5 separate regions of the Homo sapiens genome follow, and regions 1, 2, 4 and 5 are each linked to region 3. Evidence: read pairs that join two places in POLR2A ChIA-PET (ENCODE). Cell type or tissue: OCI-LY7. All regions are shown on one strand. Region 1 has its middle 6.7 kb from the start of JCHAIN. Region 2 overlaps LOC101927297 (a long non-coding RNA gene). Region 3 overlaps RUFY3 (RUN and FYVE domain containing 3). Region 4 overlaps MOB1B (MOB kinase activator 1B). Region 5 holds the start of JCHAIN (joining chain of multimeric IgA and IgM).

Region 1 (4,000 bases), 81 kb before region 3:
TCTTGGCACACAATAAGTGTTATGTAAGTACTAGTTACTTATTATTATCATCGTCGTCATCATTATGTCTTAACTCCTTGTGGAGTTGCAGAAAATGCAGCTACCAACTGCAATGAAGTTTGGGGAAAGCATTCCTGGGAGAACCTGACATGGCCCCTTGGGTTGTGGATGTGCAGGAATATCAAAAATGATACATGATCATGCTATATAAAGTATAAATGAAAATGTCCAAAGTTTCCAACTTAGGATGGGTGAGGAGGAAGTTCACTTGGAAGATATGTTAGCTTTATTTGTAATAGCCTAAAGCTGGAAGCAGTCTAAATGTCCAAAAACAAATTGGATAAACAAATTGTGGTATATCCATTACTCAATAATAAAAATGAATAAGCTATTAATAGACACAATATGGATGAATCTCAAAATAATTATTCTGAGGGAAAGAAGCCAGATAAAAATTTTTTTAAGAAAGTACAGGCTGGGCACAGTGGCTCACTCCTGTAATCCCAGCACTTTGGGAGGCCAAACTGGGCAGAACGCAAGGTCAGGAGTTCAAGACCAGCTTGACCAACATGGTGAAACCTTGTCTCTACTAAAAATACAAAAATTAGCCGGGTGTGGTGGTGGGTGCCTGTAATCCCAGCTACATAGGAGGCGGAGGCAGGAGAATCGCTTGAACCCGGGAGGCAGAGTTTGCAGTGAGCGAGGTCGCGCCATTGCACTCCAGCCTGGGCGACAGAACAAGACTCTGTCTCAAAAAAAAAAAAAAAAAAAAAAAAAGAAGAAGTACATAGTGTATGATTCTATATTTGGATATATTTATATTTTTTTCTAGAAAATTCAAACAAATGCATAGTGACAGCAGATCAGTGATTATCTGGGAAGGTGGGGACAGAGAGAAGGGAAGGCGGGACTATAAGTCTATAAAAGGACATAAGGAAGCTTTTGGAGATGATGAATATGTTCATTATCTTAGTGGTGATAATGAATTCACAGGTGTACACACATGTCAAAATTGATCAAATTGTACAGTTCAAATGTGTGCAGTGCACTGTATGTCAGTTACATCTCAGTAAAGCTATTAAAAAGTTCACATCTTCAGAATTCAGTTTTTTAAGTATGATGTTAGGTTTTTCTTGGGTGCCCTTTACCAAGTTGAGGAAGTTCCCTTCTCTTCCTGGTTTGCTGTGAGTTTTTATCAGAAGTGAACATTGAATATTTGTCAAATATTTTTTCTCTGTCTATTGAGATAACCATATGGTTTTCCTTTTTTTGTTTAATATGGTGAATTACATTTATTTTTAAATGTTAAACTAACCTTACATTCCTAGAATAAACCCCACTTAGTTATGATATAACATCCTTTTCATAAATTTTGAATTTTATTTACCAAAATTTTGCTTAGAATTTCTGCTTTTATATTCATGAGGGATAATTGATTTAAAATGTTCTTTTCTTGTAATGTCTTTGCATGGTTTTGTTACTACAATAATGCTGTCCTGAAAAGATGAGTTTAGAAGTATTTCCCCCTCTCCAATTTTCTGGAGGAGTCTGTGTAGAATTAGTATTATTTTTCCTTAAATGTTTGGCAGAATTCCTCCAGTGAAGCCATGGCCTGGGAACTCTCTCCAAGGCAACATGGGGCAATGGTCTCCTTATTTGTTTCCAGTCTCTCCGAAATCACTGTCCTGCATTGCCTAATGTCTTGAAAACCAGTGTTTCTTCCGCATGTTCTCACTCACAGGTGGGAATTGAACAATGAGAACACTTGGACACAGGATGGGGAATATCACACACCAGGGCCTGTCATGGGGTGGGGGGAGTGGGGAGGGATAGCATTAGGAGATATACCTAATGTAAATGATGAGTTAATGGGTGCAGCACACCAACATGGCACATGTATACATATGTAACAAACCTGCATGTTGTGCACATGTACCCTGGAACTTAAAGTATAATAATAATAATAATAATAAAAAGAAAACCAGTGTTTCTTAAATTTTGTCAGTTTTTTCTAGTTGGTTCAAATGGCAGGGAAAATCTGCACCGTTATTCCATCTTGTTTAGCATTGGAGACTTGAAATTAAGAGTGAGTTTGAGATACAAGCTTTTAGACTGAACTAGACTTTTAAAAAATGAGCTTTACTATTTATGGCACTTTTACAATCACAGCAAATAAACTAGATTTTTTAATAATGAAAAAATATTTTTAAATTACGGAATCTTCTTAAAACATTGTCAAAAAGGCAAAGAAAAATTCAATTATAGTAATTGAGAGGCAATAATTGGACGAAAATATGGTTTCATGTTATAACTCATTAAACTGTTCACTGTTCCAAACTCTTCTCTAGTCTTACCTGCCACAATTCATTGTCCACTTACCATGAAAAGTGATCTTTTCAAAGGTAAATCAGATCATATCTGATTTAAAACCCTCCAGTGGCTTCTCATTACACTTAGAATAAATTCAGAGTCATTAGCCTTCCTGATTTCCTGCAACTCCCCCTTCCACTCATCTCTCTCCAGCTACTCTGCTCAAGGCTTTCGTATTGTCTTAGTCCCTCTGCCTGCAACACTTTCCATAGCCTTGCATGGCTGGCCCCTTACCACCAAGTCTCAATTCCAATGTCATTGCCTCAGAGAGAAATTTTCTGGCTGATAATCTTCCTAACCAATTACCAATCATTATCATATTGCCCTGTTTTATTTTCTTCATAGTTTTTATTATTGTTTGAAATTCTTTAGTTTACTTAGTCGTAACTGTCTCCTCCTCATTAAAATAAAAGCTCCTTAAGAGCGGCATTGTCTTGTTGCTTACTTCTGTTTCCAAGAACAAGCGCAGGATTGCCTCAAGTATATTGATTGAATGAAGGATGAATGGAGAACGTTTTTACAAGGAGTTGAAAACTGCCTCTAAGTTTATGTCTTCTAACAATATTAGTCTCTTTTGTGGATAGGCTCCATATTGTCAATGTCCTATTTAAAGAGTAGTATCTAGATACATATTCAATAGTCAAGTGTAATCTGGACAGTACAAACAACAGCTGAACTTAACATTTTTCAATAAATCCCACTTAAGATGATAATATCTCTTTTTTGGCAGCTATGTTACACTATTGGCTTCAATTAAAGTGTACAATCTCATTTTTAAAAATATGTTTCTATAAAGTAATGACTTTCCCATATTTAAAATTTAAACAAGTTAGGATTTGGGCATGAGATTTAGCATTGGTCCCTAAGTTTTATCTTGCTAAACTCAGACCAACATTACAATGTCTCAGATTCTTTTTAAATCCAGATTCAGAAACCTTGCACATTAGTTCTTTCTCTCAGCTTTACAGTATCTGCAAACTTGACACATGCCATCGGATCCTTACTGAAGTCATTAAGAAAAATGTTTAATGGGATAGTGCTTAAGATAGACTTTTGCAGCATACATCTAAAGTCCTATCTCTATCAATATCAGTCCATTAATAAGCACATTTTGGGTGCAGTAGTTCATCTCAAGTTAACTCATAATCCATACTATCACACAGACTCAAAGTCTGGGTTTTATCCATAAGGTAACATGAATACTTATCATAAAAGGCCAATCTCTCCTTTATTCTCTATTTTAATGTCATCTCATTTCTCCCCTTGAAAGCCTTCCCTAATATAAAAGGAGTCTTGATAGCAGCCTGGCATTTTGCCACTTGAACTCTTAAAAGGGACGATGATATTTTTTAACAGGCTTCTTGGCCTTAAATCCAAAATGCAGCTGAAATCTCTTGATTTTCCTTTTAATGGATTAATTTCTACATTTAGTGTAATAATTCACATTTCCCATTTGTCCTTGAACTTTATATGGAAAACAAATTTTACTAATAAATAGTACTGCTTAATCAGCTCTAAAAATTAGGAGGGAAAATATGAAGTCTACAAGAAACCTTGAATTAAATGTCAACCTGTAAATTCCAAGTAACCCAAAAATCTTTTAGATTTAGAAATAACTTATCAGTGTTCC
Region 2 (4,000 bases), 74 kb before region 3:
ATTTATTTCTCTTTCCTTCCTGTTCATCCTCATAAAAAACCCTAAAATCTTTCAAACTAATTCAAGTAGGTCTAAATGTCATTCCATTCTGTTCACTCTTTTACTTTGTTTCTTCATTGCTAATAAATTCATCTTGTATCTTGTATACCATTTTACTCAGCTGGCATATTACTTTATCACTTTTCTTCATATGTGTGTAATTTTATATATTAATGTTTTCTAGATGCAGAGAGGTGTTCATAAAGAGCAATATCAGATGGCACCCCAAAAAAGGATATGAAAGAACACCAAAAGGGAACTCTAAAGATTTAGTTGGAAAAGTAGGTAAGAAAATACAATTTTCTTGTTCTAACTCTTCTATTCAGAGTGTTTACATCATATGTAAGTGCCATACTAAGTTCATTTTCCCTAATAACGAGAAAGCATAAATCTGTGGTGAGGAATATCCAGTCAGTTATTTTTAAAATATCAGATGCAACTGTAAAGATGTGTCTTAAGAGACACTTCTACTTAGTCTTCCTACTGAACAAAAGAGCAAACGCTGTGGAGTCAGTTATTGCCTGGGTGCAAATGGGACTCTGACAAGTTATAAAATCTTGTTTTCTCTGTTTCATCTATAAAATGGGCATCACTGTAGTACATACTTCACAAGATTGATGAAAATTAAATTGATAAGTGTAAAGCATGGAATATGCTAGAACATGGCTACAACATATAAACAATTACTTTAGCATAATGCTTAGCTCTTGATCTGCCTACTTTTCATATCCATATTCCCAGGACCCTGATTTAGACACAAAAACGCATCACTCTGATGACTATCACCATCTTGCACCAACTTCCTTCTGTCAATTTTCCAATCCTTCCCTGTTTAAAACCCTCCAATGATTCCCCTTTGCTCATAGCATAAATAATATATCTCTACCCAAAATAGATATAGATCAAGATCACATTTGCAAATAGCTTATTAAATTCTTAGGTCATTTTTAATAATTTCTAATACCTTATTGAAATTTAACAGAGCTTGGTTTTTTTTTTTTTTTTTTTTTTTGAGACAGAGTCTCACTCTGTTGCCCAGGCTGGAGTGCAGTGGTGCAATCTTGGCTCACTGCAACCTCCGCCTCCCAGGTTCAAATGATTCTCCTGCCTCAGCCTCCTGAGTAGCTAGGAGTACAGGTCTGGGCCACCACACCCAGCTAATTTTTGTATTTTTAGTAGAGATGGGGTTTCACCATGTGGGCCAGGCTGCTCTCGAATTCCTGGCCTCAAACAATGCACCTGCCTCGGCCTCCCAAAGTGCTGGGATTACAGGCATGAGTCACTGCGCCCAGCCAATCCAAGCCTTTTTAATTTGACACCTGGAGATATGTAGTCCTATAACTCTAGTAGCAGGTAGGTAGTATAACACTTTTGGTCTACTAGTTCACGTGTGCTAGTTACTTAAGTCAGAACAACCCAAAATTATATTTTATTTGCCTTTAGTTAAATATCAAATATGGTCCCACGTTTCAACTGAATTTTAAAGACATCAAAAATTTCTTTCTCTAAAGAGATCCATATATCAAACCATCTAGAAGACATCTAGACACTTAAATAGCTTCACAGACACCTCAAATCAAACATATACAAAACTTAACTTCCCATTTCTTGGCCCCTGCTTAAATCTTTTTTTTTTTTTTTTTTTTTTGAGATGGAGTCTCGCTCTGTCGCCCAGGCTGGAGTGCAGTGGCGTGATCGCAGCTCACTGCAACCTCTGCCTCTTGGATTCAAGCAATTCTCCTGTCTCAGCCTCCCAAGTAGCTGGGACTACAGGCATGCACCACCACACCAGGCTAATTTTTGTAACTCCTGGCCTCCAACAATCCACCCACCTCGGCCTCCAAAGTGCTGGGATTACAGGCATGAGCCACCACGCCCGGCCAAGACAAGTACATAACTAGTCTTAACACAAAGGAGAAAATGTTTAGAAATCCCTAAGAAAGGAAGAGTTAGGGACTATTAGATGTTAATAGAATGAAGTATATCAGAGAAGACAGCCTAGAGAAGACACAATCTTAGCTGGGCCTTGAAGGCCATATAAGCATTGAAATATGAGACAGCCCAAAGAGAGGCCAAGAGAATAAAAATCTCAAAAAGAGAAAAAAAAATGAGTACATAGTTTGGCTAGAACATATAATTCATGAAAGTGGGAAAGCAGCTGGAAAAATAAGTTGGGGCCAGATAAAGGCAGGCCCTGAATATTGGCTTAGAGATAAGAACTTGATTCTATAGAGAATGAGGGGTGACTAAAGAAAAAATTTTAACATGGGCTGTGTTTCAAAAGACCTTCACCACCAAAGCTATAATTATCACTGGGTCAATATTTAAATCAAAATAATTGTAGTTACAAGTTTTCCCATGAAAAGAAAAAACTAAAAGGGATTAAATAATGTTTAGAAAGTAATTGCCAAGTTTTTAGTTGAATTAGAGTTTGGAAGGGAAAGCAGTGTCGTAATTTCACTAAATTCTTCATTTTGTAATGAAGGCTACCAAACCTGTTTTCTAGATGCAGAGAGGTGTTCATAAAGAGCAATATCAGATGGCACCCCAAAAAAGGATATGAAAGAACACCAAAAGGGAACTCTAAAGATTTAGTTGGAAAAGTAGGTAAGAAAATACAATTTTCTTGTTCTAACTCTTCTATTCAGAGTGTTTACATCATATGTAAGTGCCATACTAAGTTCATTTTCCCTAATAAGGAGAAAGCATAAATCTGTGGTGAGGAACATCCAGTCAGTTATTTTAAATTAAGTTAAATTAAAGATTAAAAGCTTCAAATATTTACCAAATATTTCAGTAGAAGCTCTATATTTTACTTCCAAGTCACTTTTAGGACTTTTGGGACTTAAAATAGATACAGACCTTATTTGCAAAAAGAATCTGTGACATATTTGTTTCAGAGTAAGTGGTTTCTGACAGATGAAACTAGATGAAATGAAAGCAGATGGCAAACTTCATCCATTTTCTTTCTTATAACTAAAAATAATCTTTCTTTCTTTTTTGCATCCAAAAATAGTTCAGCATGTTTCTGGGGTTATATTAAATTATCCAAATATATTGATAGGTACTAACACCAAGAATACATTTTCCCAATATAACTCTTATATCAAATTATTATTTTTACTATTACTACCTTTATGCACATTTTTAAGAAAAGCTACTTCTTTTGACAGCTTCAGTCATCCTAGCCTAGTCTGTGATGCTGGGAAAAAACGTAATATGCTGTTTATTGCAGCACTATTCACAATAGCAAAGACTTGGAACCAACCCAAATGTCCAACAATGATAGACTGAATTAAGAAGATGTGGCACATATACACCATGGAATACTATGCAGCCATAAAAAAGGATGAGTTAACGTCCTTTGCAGAGACATGGATGAAGCTGGAAACCATCATTCTGAGCAAACTATCACAAGGACAGAAAACCAAACACCACATGATCTCACTCATAAGTGGGAACTGAACAATGAGAACACTTGGTCATAGGGTGGGGAACATCACACACTGGGGCCTGTCATGCGGTGGGGGGCAGAGGGAGGAATAACACTGGGAGAGATACCTAATGTAAATGACGGGTTGATGGATGCAATGGGCCAGCATGGCACATGTAACGAGCCTATGTAACGAGCCTGCACGTTGTGCACATGCACCCTAGAACTTAAAGTATAATAATAAAAATTAAAAAAACAACGTAATACGCATTCAACTATAGTCTTCTTTTTTTTTTTTTTTTTTTTTTTGGAGACAGAGTCTTGCTCTGTCACCCAGGCTGGAGCACAGTGGCGCGATCTCAGCTCACTGCAACCTCCACCTCCTGGGTTCAAGCGATTCTCCTGCCTCAGCCTCCCGAGTAGCTGGGACTAGAGGTGTGCACCACCACGCCCAGCTAATTTTTGTATTTTTAGTAGAGACAGGGTTTCACCACGTTAGCCAGGCTGGTCTCAAACTCCTGACCTCAG
Region 3 (4,000 bases):
TACTTTGTCTGCTTCTAATGAAATGACCATGTGATGTCTTTCTTTACTCTGTTAATTTGGTGTATTACACTGATTGAGTTTTGTGTGTTGGACCGACCTTGCATTCTGTGATTAATCCCACTTGGTCCAGTTATATAATCCTTCTTATATGTTTCTGGATTTGGTTTACCAGTATTTTGTTAAGGATTTTTGTGTCTGTATTCATAAGGAGTATTGATCTATAGTTTTCTTATGATATCTTTATCTGATTTGGTCTCAAGGTAATATTAGTGTCATAGAATGAGTTCGGAAGTTCTCTCTTCTAATTTTTGGAATAGTCTGTCAAGGATTGGTGTCAATTCCTTAAATGACTGGTAGATTTTAACAACGAGACTATCTGGTCCTGGCCTCCTCTGTATGCTATTTTTTTATTATTATTACTAATTCAGGATCTTTACTTGTAGGTCTGTTCAGATTTCCTATTTCTTCTTATGTCAGTTTTGGTAGTTTGTGTCTAAGAAATTGTCCATTTTGTCTAGATTATCTAATATGTTGACATACAGTTGTCCGTAGTATTCCCTTATAATCCTTGTTTCTGTAATGTCAATACTACTGTCCCCTCTTTCATTCCCGATTTTAGTAATTTGAATCTTCTCCCTTTTCTACTGATCAGTCTAGCTAAATGTCAGTATTGTTAATCTTGTCAAAGAGCCAACTTTGGATTTTATTGATTTTTCTCAGTAGTTGTTTTTGCTTTTTAATTTATTTCTGATCTAATCTTTATTATTTCCTTCCTCCTAGGGCTTTCTACTTATATACATGTATGTTGGTTGCCCTTGATGAAGCCAACTGTGAAATCATGGAATTATAATATGCTAGCTAGGAGAGTGATCTAGGCCAGTGCTTCTCAAACTTTAATGCACATACAGATTGCTTGGGGATCTAGTTAAAGTGCAAAACCTGATTCAGTGGTAGTGTTGAAGTCTACAGCTTCCCTTGTCTAAAAGCTTTCCTGGTTATGCCAGTGTTGATGTTCTGAGACCAGAGAGTAGAAAGGATCTAGTTCATTTGGTATCAATCATTTGTGGGATTTTCCAAACAGAACATGTCATTTCTCTGGTTCCAGGTATATTAATATGTCTCTCCCTTTGAGAATCAGTGCTGCTATATGTCATTATGACTATTATGAATGTGCATGGTTTCCAAGGGAAAAAACTGAACAAGCCCAACCCTCTCATTTTACTGATGAGGAAATTGAAGCTTCAAAGGGGTGAGATTTCTTGCCTGAAGTCATATAATAGGTTAATTGGCTCCATGGATGAGTATATTAATCCTTTCTGATGACAAGTCCTAACTCAGTGAAGTTCATCATTGATTATACTGTTACCAAGAAAAGGTAGCAATGAGGACAAGTAAATTTATGGTTAATTTTTTTTTTTTTTTCGAGATGGAGTTTTGCTGTTGTCGCCCAGGCTGGATGGAGTGCAATGGCACAATCTTGGCTCACTGCAGTTTCTGCCTGCCGGGTTCAAGTGATTCTCCTGCCTCAGCCTCCTGAGTAGCTGGGATTACAGGTGCCTGGCACCACACCCAGCTAACTTTTGTACTTTTAGTAGAGATGGGGCTTCCCCATGTTGGCCAGGCTGGTCTCGAACTCCTGACCTCAGGTAATCCACCTGCCTCGGCCTCCCAAAGTGCTGGGATTACAGGTGTGAGCCACCAAGCCTGGCTGGTTAATTTTTTTGACTAACCCCTTTAACAGATTTCAATCCAGAGAAAATGTTACTTAAGTAAATTTTCTTATTATTGAGTAGAAATATGATACCTGAGACGCCATTAAGAATAGATAGATATAGTTATGGATATAGATATATAGATATTCTAAGGGTCCTAAGACTCTATTATAATTTTTTTTTTTTTTTGTAAATGAGGATAGAATAAAAGTTCATGATTGTCTCATACAAATAAGTGTCATCAGGCTAACTAAATGGTGTTTTATTACAAGGTCTTTTTCAGTACTTTCACTTCTTTCTTTCACAATTAAGGACTCATTTTCTGTCCAGTTTTATACGCTAAGGTCTTTTTAGTACTTTCACTTCTTTCTTTCACAATCAAGGACTCATTTTCTGTCCAGTTTTATACTCTAAGAACAATTATTGCAAAAGTTCAAAATAGATTTATTTAAAATTATTGTTCTTCAGTCATTCCCAACATAGAGTAAGCTTTTCTTTCTATATGTTTCTGTTAGTTTGTTGTTTTTAATCTCATATTAAAGCTTTTTTTTTTTTCTTTTTTTCTTGAGACGGGGGTATCACTCTATCTCCCAGGCTGGAATGCAGTGGTGTGATCTTGGCTCACTGCAACCTCCGCTTCCCGGGTTGAAGCGATTCTCCTGCCTCAGTCTCCCTAGTAGCTGGGATTACAGGCGCCTGCCACCATGCCCAGCTAATTTTTGTATTTTTAGTAAAGACGAGGTTTCACTGTGTTGGCTAGGCTGGTCTCAAACTTTTGACCTCAGATGATCCTCCCTGAGCCACCGCGTGAGCCACCAGCGTGAGCCACTGCGCCCAGCCAAAAGCTTTTACACATCTTTGAAAAGTCTTCTGTGTGATAACCATTTTGTTTCTTATATAAGATAAAAGCTTTAATCTGTTAGATAATAAGAAAATTCTGAAGAATAACTATGATTGTGCTACATATTAATATCAATTATTCTCTGCCAAGAATTGCATATAACATACTTAATACTAATATTAAATATATCTTTCTTTTCCTTCAATTATTTAGAAAACATTTCAAGATTTTGCTGTATGAACATTAGTCATTGCATTATAAGAAGATAAAATGGCACCTTGGTGACATGATTTGTTTTCAGAACAATATGACTCACTGTCACTGTTAGCTATATGACTTCAGATCACTTTTATCATCACTATTAACTAAATGAGCTACATGACTCTGTAAAGTTTATTAAAATACCCTTATATGGAAATTAGCAGTCTTGAAGAGATACAGTGAAGAATCACATGCTTTTTGAAAGAACATTGAGGTCGGGTACGGTGGCTCATGCCTGTAATCCCAGCACTTTGGGACACTGAGGCGGGCGGATCACGAGGTCAGGAGATCAAGACCATCCTGGCTAACACAGTGAAACTCCGTATCTACTAAAAATACAAAAAGTTAGCCGGGCGTGGCAGCAGGTGCCTGTAGTCCCAGCTACTCAGGAGGCTGAGGCAGGAGAATGGCGTGAACCTGGGAGGCGGAACTTGCAGTGAGCTGAGATCACGCCTCTGCACTCCATCCCGGGTGACAGAGCGAGATTCTGTCTCGAAAAAAAAAAAAAGGAAAAAAAGAACATTGATTTGAGAACCAGTCAACATAATGTATTATTTTAACTATAGTCACTTCCACATGATTTCTTTAGTCCAGTGCTCTTGCTGTATTCCCCACCAATGTGATCTGCACCATCGTCCATCTAATCGCCAAAACTACAAATAGGGAAGTTACTCTCCATTCTCCTTGACTATGTCCAGATAGTCAAGCTATGAAATGCTAACGTTCTACCCCAGAATGTCTCTCCATGCTGACTCCCTCTTCTCCATACAGCCCCACTGCTCTAGTTCTACCCTTTATTATTTATTTTCCTCTGCCATTGCAGTAGACCCTTACTTGCCCCTCAGCTTTGAGTTCATGCACCCTTCCAATCATCTTCCAAAAGGATGCAAGAATGGCTTCTCTAAAATTCAAATTTGTGACATCACATCCCACGTTAAAGTCTTCACTGACTTTAAGGTGAAATCTGTACTCCTTAAACAAGGTCCTTAGCAGTCTGCCCTTGTCTCTTTCTCTTGTCTCATCTCTAATACTTAAACCCCTGGCATTTTTTCAGTGTTGTTTTTCTTCTGTGTATGTTATGTTCTTCCATACTTCTGTACCTTTACCTAAGCTATTCCTTCCATCCTGTTCCCTTCACATCTCTACTGCTACCCCTTCCTTACGTGACTCCTTTCTTTTTATCCTT
Region 4 (4,000 bases), 170 kb after region 3:
TAGGTATACATGTGCCGTGTTGGTTTGCTGCATCCATCAATTCATCATTTACATTAGGTATTTCTCCTAATGCTATCCCTCCCGAAGTCCCCCACCCACCAGCAGGCCACAGTGTGTGATATTCCCCGCCCTGTGTCCAGTTGATCTCATTGTTCATTTCCCATCTATGCATCTATGAGTGAGGACATGTGGTGTTTGGTTTTCTGTCCTTGTGATAGTTTGCTGAGAATGATGTCTTCCAGCTTCATCCATGTACCTGCAAAGGACATGAACTCATCCTCTTTTATGGCTGCATAGTATTCCATGGTGTATATGTGCCACAATTTCTTAATCCAGTCTATCATTGATGGACATTTGGGTTGAAGAACCAACATTTTTTAAAAATTATATTTCTAATTATAGTTAGAACCAAACTATACAAAAAAACTACAATTTTAAACAGCTAGACATTTGGGAACCAAAATTTGCTTTAGTTGAGCTCTATTGATTTTATTTTATTTTTATTTTATTTTTTTGAGATGGAGTCTTGCTCTGTAACTCAGGCCAGAGTGCAATGGCGCAATCTGGGCTCACTGCAACCTCCACCTCCTGGGTTCAAGTGATTCTCCTGCCTCAGCCTCCTGAGTAGCAGAGACTTACAGGTGTGTGCCCGGCTAATTTTTGTATTTTTAGTAGAGACGGGGTTTCACCATATTGGCCAGGCTGGTCTTGAACGCCTGACCTCTGGTGATCTGCCCTCCTCAGGCTCCCACAGTGCTGGGATTACGGGCATGAGCCACCATGCCTGGTGAGCTTTATTGATTTTAGCTTTCTTTCAAGTGGGAATGTATTTGTAAGGTGTTGTCTAGGGATAACTATACTTGTTAGTGATGTCTTTGCCTTTTTTGATATCACTTAACATTAAGGAAGAAAAATACCACTGTCATTTTATGTAGCAGAAGAAAAACTGCTCTTGGTCCTCTGGTGACAGAAAGTACTCTCAGGATTGAGAGGATCAGTGTCTCTACATAACCATAATCCTTGAGAAGTTTGCTGTAGACTCTCAAAGTGTGGATCTTTGGCACCACCTAGGAGTATGTTTGAAATGCAGGATTTCGGGTCCTAATCATTGGATTATAATGCATTTTAATAAGATCCCTAGGTGATTTGAAAGCACCTTCCAAAGTGGATGCCTGTATATTTAATTTAAATGGTTTGAGATAAGGTGAATAAGAAAAATCCTTGGATTCAATATAACACCAGTTCTGTCTTTGAGAGATTCCCAATAAGGGAGCCTCAATGTAGATCCCCGTACTGTCCTTTCACACTTGCAATTATTTTCTTGTTTAATGTGTTTTTTTCTCCTTCTGGATTCTAAGTTTTCTCCTCCTGGACTGAGGGTTTGTTCATCATTTTATTTCCCAGCACATTAGGACATTGCTTAGCAAATATGTTTTCAATAATTTTCTTATTTGTGTGAGTGACAGGATCTCACTCTGTCACCGAAGCTGGAATGCAGTGGTATCTTCTCAGCTCACTGCAACCTCAACCTCCTGGGCTCGTGATTCTTCCACCTCAGCTTCCTGAGTAGCCGGGACTTTAGGTGTGTGCCACCATGCCTGGATAATTTTTGTATCTTTTGTAGAGACAGGGTTTTGCCATGTTGTCCAGGTGGTCTTGAACTCCTGGGCTCAAGCAGTCCGTCCACCTTGGCCTCCCAAGTGCTGGGATTACAGCCATTTTTTTTTTTTTTTTAATTAACTGAAGATTGTCATGGGAGAGAACAGTGGCCTATGAGTGAGGAAATCCGAGATTCAGAGTCTTTGGTCTGTCACTAGCTATGTGACCTTGGGCAGATGACTTAATTTCTTAGTTTCTATTTCCTCTGCCTACTGGAGGGTAACGAATGCTTCTTCCATTGGGTTAATGTGAGACTTGAATGACAGAATGTATATGAAAGCTTTTCATAAACCAGAGTCCTGTATAAACACTGTCATTATCTCCACTCATGAAATTCCCAAGCCCAGTGTATAAACTGTTTGTGCATTCCAGTTTTTTGTTTAGCTGTCTTACAAATGTATGGCATTATTGCATAATAAAATGAACATTTATTGAACACCTCCTGTGTGTAAAAGCGAAGTGTTAGGTGCTTGCTGGTGGTGGGAGGAGAAAGGAAGGGGTTTAGAAATAAACAAGATGTGCCGGGCGCAGTGGCTCACGCCTGTAATCCCAGCATTTTGGGAGGTGGATCATGAGGTCAGGAGATCGAGACCATCCTGGCTAACACGGTGAAACCCCGTCTCTACTAAAAATACAAAAAAATTAGCCGGGCGTGGTGGTGGGCGCCTGTAGTCCCATCTACTTGGGAGGCTGAGGCAGGAGAATGGCGCAAACTCAGGAGGTGGAGCTTACAGTGAGCCGAGATTGTGACACTGCACTCCGGCCTGGGCAACAGAGCAAGACTCCGTCTCAAAAAAGAAAAAAAAAAAAAGAAATAAGATGCGGTCTCTGTCCTCAAGAATCTTAGCACTGGAGACCAGCGTGTTACATAGATGTGCTCCTTAATGGTTGTTTTAAACTCTCAGTTCCAAGTCCACTGGCTAATGATGGTTAAAGACCCTTGCACTGCAAGATATTGCATTGAGTATACAAACTTTCTTGGGTGTATGTGTGAAATAATTGCAGTCTGTGTTCATCAAAAATTAGGAATATAAAGAAAAAAATTGCTGTCAGCCAGGCGCAGTGGCTCATGCCTGTAATCCCAGCACTTTGGGAGGCTAAGGTGGGCAGATCATCTGAGATCAGGAGTTCGAGACCAGCCTGGCCAACATGATGAAACCCCCGTCTCTACTAAAAATACAATAATTAGCCAGGCATGGTGGCACTCGCCTGTAATCCCAGCTACTTGGGAGGCTGAGGCAGGAGAATCGCTTGAACCTGGGAGGCGGAGGTTGCAGTGAGCTGAGATCATGCCACTGTACCCCAGCCTGGGCAACAGAGTGAGAATCTGTCTCAAAAAAAAAAAAATTGCCGTCAATACCACAGTTATAAATATGTGTAGTGCATTCACCTATTCAAAACAGCAAGAATTTTGCCGAATTGAGCTTCCGGTTTTTAGTCAGATGCTGTTTTTATTGTGTGGATGCGGGGGCCTCCCCTGCTTGTTCTTGGCATTGCTGCCACTGCTGTTCCACTTTAGCATCTTGGTTTTTAACATGGAGGGGAAGTGGTAGGAATCCTTCGGTGCACTCGCTTCCTGTAGTTCACTTGGGCATTTCAGGTAGATATTGGAATGGGCTGGAAGTGGTCTGCAAAACTCCAAGGCATAGAAGGCCTCCCTGAGATGTTTGCTTACCACTCCAGCCTCATCCGTGCCTTCCTGCTCTAACATCCCTCCCCCACAGTGTTCAGTGATTTTATTTGCATTTCTCTCAACCTGCTTTGCTCCATCTTTCTGCCTTTGTAAATGCCGTTCCTGTTATTCTGGCTGTTATTCTTCTCCTCCCCACCCCCATTTCTTTAGCTCAGGAGCCAACTTTTTCCCTGGCCTGTGCCCCCTTCCCAGTTTGTTAGATACCATTTCAGTGCCCTTTATAGTCCTTATCATAGTCCTTTCCAAAAAGACATTGTACTCCACCCACTGTCATGTGTATGATCTCTTTGAAGATGGGGCATTTTCAAAAAATGTTTGTTTTAAATCTCTACCACCTAGCATAGTGCCTCTTAGTAACAATTTTTTTTCCTGACTAATCAATGACATTTTCAAGAATTTTGTTTTTTTTTTTTTTGAGATGGAGTCTTGCTGTGTCACCTAGGCTGGAATGCAGTAGTGTGATCTCGGCCCACTGCACCCTCTGCCTCCCGGGTTCAAGCGATTCTCCTGCTTCAGCCTCTTGAGTAGCTGGGATTACAGGCGCGTGCCACCATGCCCGGCTAATTTTTTGTATTTTTAGTAGAGATGGAGTTTCACCATGTTGTTCAGGCTGGTCTCGAACTCTTGACCTCGTGATCCACCGCCTCA
Region 5 (4,000 bases), 88 kb before region 3:
TGTTTGAAGTACTTTATAATGCATTATTATACCATTATTCATAAGTTCCTAATGAATCTTCTGACACTGTGTAATATTGGAAAGAAACATTATGGAGTAAATTCAAGGTAATGAAATAACTCATTAACATCTGAAAGAGGTAAAATGACTTAAATGATGTCCTCTTTCCTACTTGTGTATCCATGACTCTTAAAAGTTTTTTCTCAATGAAATATAAATGAGCACATAATGCCTGACCAAAAATATAGATTGTTGAGGAGTGACTTGACTATTAAGTCTTAAATAGAAAATGTCTATATTCTATTACGGCATATGATTACTTCCTTACCAGAAACCTGGGAAGTTAATATAGAAAAATATTAGGCAGCCTAATATCTATCAGAAATACATAGCTGTCAGAAAAGTTACAAATACTTTCAATTCACCAAGACTTAGAGTCTAGCATTTGCTCTCACCAACAGGCAGTATTTTTCCTAACAAACCTGTTATTAGGGACTGTGCCTTACTTTATTCCAAGAGCATCTGACACATAGTAGGTGTTCAATAAATATTTGTTAAATTTAATTCACTTCAAACAAATAAGAAAATAGATTTAACAACATATGCTAGATATGACCATAATGAGTTTACTAAAAAGTGATTGCCTTACACAAGGCAGAATAGGATAGTAGGAGTGCGGGCTATAGGGTCAGATTGCCTGGGTTCTGCTTACACTCTTGCTTGCTGTATGACTTTGGTAAGTTACTTCACCTCTGTAAGTCTCAACTGGCTCAACTGTATGTCAGAAGTAATAATAGTATTTATTCTCATATGGTTACTGAGAGAATTAAATGGAATATTATATGTAAAGGAATTAGCATGATACCTAGAATATCATATTCAGTAAGTGATAGCTGTTTTATATACAGATGGTCCCCAACTTACCATGGTTCTACTTATGATTTTTCTACTTTATGATGCTGTGAAAGTGATATGTATTCAGTATGCTCCTCAGCTACAATGGGGCTACCTCCCTATAAAGTCACTGTAAGCTGAAAGTATGATATTTTCAACTTTCAACTTTATAGGGTTTATAGGGAAGTAGCCCCATTATATATATCATATATTTTTAGATATGTATATATACTTACATTGTACATGCTTTACTAATATTTTATATTTTAAATCATTAGAAAGTTATTCTTAATGCTAAATTAGTATAAAATATATATATAAGGCCTATTCTTAATCACATTTCTGTCATTATTCATCTTGAAATAAGAACCACAGACTCAGTGATAGGAACAATCCAGACAAATTTTAGTGTGTCCTTCTAAATGAAAATTATTTAATACTGTACCTCTAAATTCAGAATGTATTCCATTTTCTGAAGTTGTTTGAAAGATCAGTAAACAAAATAACAAAAGTTCAGTCATCAATTTATAGGCAACCTGTATAACATTAAACATTGTTAAAGGGTCATAATAAATCTGTGGGATCAGATCCAGGAAAGCTGTTAAAACCAATACCAGCCTCTTTGGGGAAATAAAATCCCAATGCATTCCATGTTGTACTTACAGTAATTATTATTTCATTTCTCCAGAATATTAATTTAAGAGACTCAAGGGAAGGATTATAGATTTTTAAGATTCAATATGGACATTCATATAAGCAGGACTATCTGTAGTTAGCTAATTTCTTATTCTCTAGTTTGTAGTAGGCAAACAAGTAAGTAAGATAAGAGAAAAAAGAATAAAAAGAGTCTTATCTATGTAAAGACAACTGCCATAGAAAGATGAAAGCATGTTAGGAAAAAGTAGCTGGCTAACTGGCCAACCAAAGCATAGGCATAAATGTTTAAAACTGAAAAACAGATCTGTCCTATATTTTTCCTTTGATCTGGGATCATTTTCTAAATATCACATACCTTTCACATGAACAGCCTTAATAAAAACCGCCAGGACTCCCCAGAAAAGCAAATGGTTCTTCATCTTGACTTCACTTCTTCTGAAAAACTGGAGCAAAAAAAGTCAGGGTTAAGGTGTGTGATCTATAAGGAGTGTGCAAATGATGGTGCTTCTGCTTTCTTAAAATAACACTCCAGGCAGCTAACAAACTAAAAACAATCACAACTGTGGTTGAAGTCTGAAGTTTAAATGCTGAACTGGAAAAATGTATGACTCACATTTAAGTATTTTCTTGCAAAGCATCCAAATAAAAACCATAATTTGATACAATCATTTTTATTTTGCATTTACACTATATAAATGTTTAAACCAGAAGACTAATAATAATTTCAAGGAAGGATTCCATTAAGAATGTTGAAATAGGGATTTTCCATTTTATTACCTAGATATATTCATATTAGTCTTCAAATCAGACATCTGACACTTGTCATGCCTAGAATAATAAATGAAGGTAAGTGAAGGAGGAGAGATGAAGGAAGGGGAGAGAAATGAAAGTCCTTTAAGGTCCCAAGTGTATCTTATGTTAATTTTTTATACTAGTCCTTAATTAACCAAGCTACCAGATTTAAATATATATTTTGTATATATCTCACAAAATATGTATTTTGTATATATCTCACAAAATCTGTATTTTGTATATATCTCACAAAATCTGTATTTTGTATATATCTCACAAAATCTGTATTTTGTATATATCTCACAAAATCTGTATTTTGTATATATCTCACAAAATCTGTATTTTGTATATATCTCACAAAATCTGTATTTTGTATATATCTCACAAAATCTGTATTTTGTATATATCTTACAAAATATATTTTGATTACTTTCAGTTATTTTATAAGCTCAAACATGGAATTGGAATTAGAAGCTGGTAGATACTTGGCTGGGCGCAGTGCCTCACACCTGTAAACCCTGCACTCTGGGAGGCCGAGGCAGGTGGATCACTTGGGGTCAGGAATTCAAGACCAGCCTGGCCAACATGGTGAAACCCCGTCTCTACTAAAAATACAAAAATGAGCTGGACATGGTGAGGGCCTGTAATCCCAGCTATGCGGGAGGCTGGGGCAGGAGAATCGCTTGAATCTTGGATGCAAGAGGCTGCAGTAAGCCGAGATGGCACCACTGCACTCTAGCCTGGGTGACAGAGGGAGACTCTATCTCGAAAAAAAAAAAAAAAAAAAAAGAAGCGGGTATATACCAGATAAATAAGTTGCCATATTTTAATTTGATAGCATTAAGACGGACCTTCTGTCTAGTTACACCTTTCAGAATTGCAAACCCATAAGATGATTTTTGAGATGCCTCAAAAGCAAACTGAATCACTGCAGTATTTTGTGTAAAATTTTTTTCACTTAATTAATGTCATTTTTTTTAACTGAGCTTTTGGACAGAGCACCCCCTGCACTCCCACTCCAACATGCTGGAATTTCCTGTCTCTTAGGCAAGGTTGGTTCCAAGAATATGCTGGTTACACAACAGCATCAAATCCGTGTTACTTCTGGTTCTCAGCTCTAATTTTTGAAGGGACTCCTAGAATTTTAAGAGGTAATTAGGAGTACTTCAGAATCATAAGTAAGGCAAGCAGACTTCAAAGCTAGAAATACGAAATGACAGGATGAAAGAGACATTAAAGGCTAGCACATGATTGCACTTCTTCAGAGTATGTATTGAAAGTCTGTAAGAACAAAGTGTCAGGCACTGTCATACGCAATATTACTATACTGTCCAAGTTTATTCCTATTTTAATTTCTACTATCAGTAGGACTTAGCAACTACTTGAGTTTAGGGAAAATATACTGGCATCACATGGACAGTTTATTAAAAAAAGAAACAGACCTGAAAGCACATTATTTTAGTTTGTGGTCAGGAGGTCAAAACAACTATCAACCACTCTAAAAGATCCTCACCCCCAACTGAAGTTTCTAAATAACTGACTTATTCAATCACTCAAAAAAAAATAGTAATTAATAGTCAGCTGGATACCTTTTTAATTCTTGAAAAATAAACTCAAGGCTAGACTGCCTTCCCAAAGCAAGTTGAGTAAATCCTTG

The links. Peaks named below come from ENCODE experiments on the same cell type or tissue, not always from the same donor. Only the 100,000 strongest peaks of a DNase experiment are listed, where the experiment ranks them.
Region 1: POLR2A ChIA-PET joins it to region 3 with 5 read pairs; 7 of 35 experiments call an interaction of 5 or more read pairs at or near these places.
Region 2: POLR2A ChIA-PET joins it to region 3 with 6 read pairs; 8 of 35 experiments call an interaction of 5 or more read pairs at or near these places.
Region 4: POLR2A ChIA-PET joins it to region 3 with 9 read pairs; 4 of 35 experiments call an interaction of 5 or more read pairs at or near these places.
Region 5: POLR2A ChIA-PET joins it to region 3 with 5 read pairs; 8 of 35 experiments call an interaction of 5 or more read pairs at or near these places.

What each region holds. Positions count from the first base shown.
Region 1 is chr4:70,671,252-70,675,251 of GRCh38, forward strand. No RefSeq gene overlaps it. Among named protein-coding and RNA genes, the nearest start is that of JCHAIN, 6.7 kb to the left of the region's middle. In OCI-LY7, no CTCF peak of the experiment used is centred here; no DNase peak of the experiment used is centred here; H3K4me3 peaks cover 442 bases; H3K27ac peaks cover 2,952 bases.
Region 2 is chr4:70,678,954-70,682,953 of GRCh38, forward strand. It overlaps LOC101927297 (a long non-coding RNA gene), which reads left to right. Exons shown (of 4, transcript XR_938860.3): 2 at 224-324; 3 at 2,546-2,646. Among named protein-coding and RNA genes, the nearest start is that of UTP3, 7.6 kb to the right of the region's middle. In OCI-LY7, no CTCF peak of the experiment used is centred here; DNase peaks (open chromatin) are centred at 539, 1,628 and 2,958; H3K4me3 peaks cover 2,486 bases; H3K27ac peaks cover 3,624 bases.
Region 3 is chr4:70,752,643-70,756,642 of GRCh38, forward strand. The region is part of intron 1 of RUFY3 (RUN and FYVE domain containing 3); the gene reads left to right. Among named protein-coding and RNA genes, the nearest start is that of RUFY3, 33 kb to the left of the region's middle. In OCI-LY7, no CTCF peak of the experiment used is centred here; DNase peaks (open chromatin) are centred at 2,029, 2,539, 3,219 and 3,769; H3K4me3 peaks cover 2,053 bases; H3K27ac peaks cover 3,498 bases.
Region 4 is chr4:70,924,547-70,928,546 of GRCh38, forward strand. The region is part of intron 1 of MOB1B (MOB kinase activator 1B); the gene reads left to right. Among named protein-coding and RNA genes, the nearest start is that of MOB1B, 24 kb to the left of the region's middle. In OCI-LY7, CTCF peaks have their summits at 1,089 and 3,135; DNase peaks (open chromatin) are centred at 1,033, 1,845 and 3,105; H3K4me3 peaks cover 3,299 bases; H3K27ac peaks cover 3,677 bases.
Region 5 is chr4:70,664,521-70,668,520 of GRCh38, forward strand. JCHAIN (joining chain of multimeric IgA and IgM) reads right to left here and starts at 1,988. Exons shown (of 4, transcript NM_144646.4): 1 at 1,907-1,988. The coding sequence starts at 1,970. In OCI-LY7, CTCF peaks have their summits at 3,026 and 3,250; DNase peaks (open chromatin) are centred at 711, 2,051, 2,876, 3,581 and 1 weaker place; H3K4me3 peaks cover 3,929 bases; H3K27ac peaks cover 4,000 bases.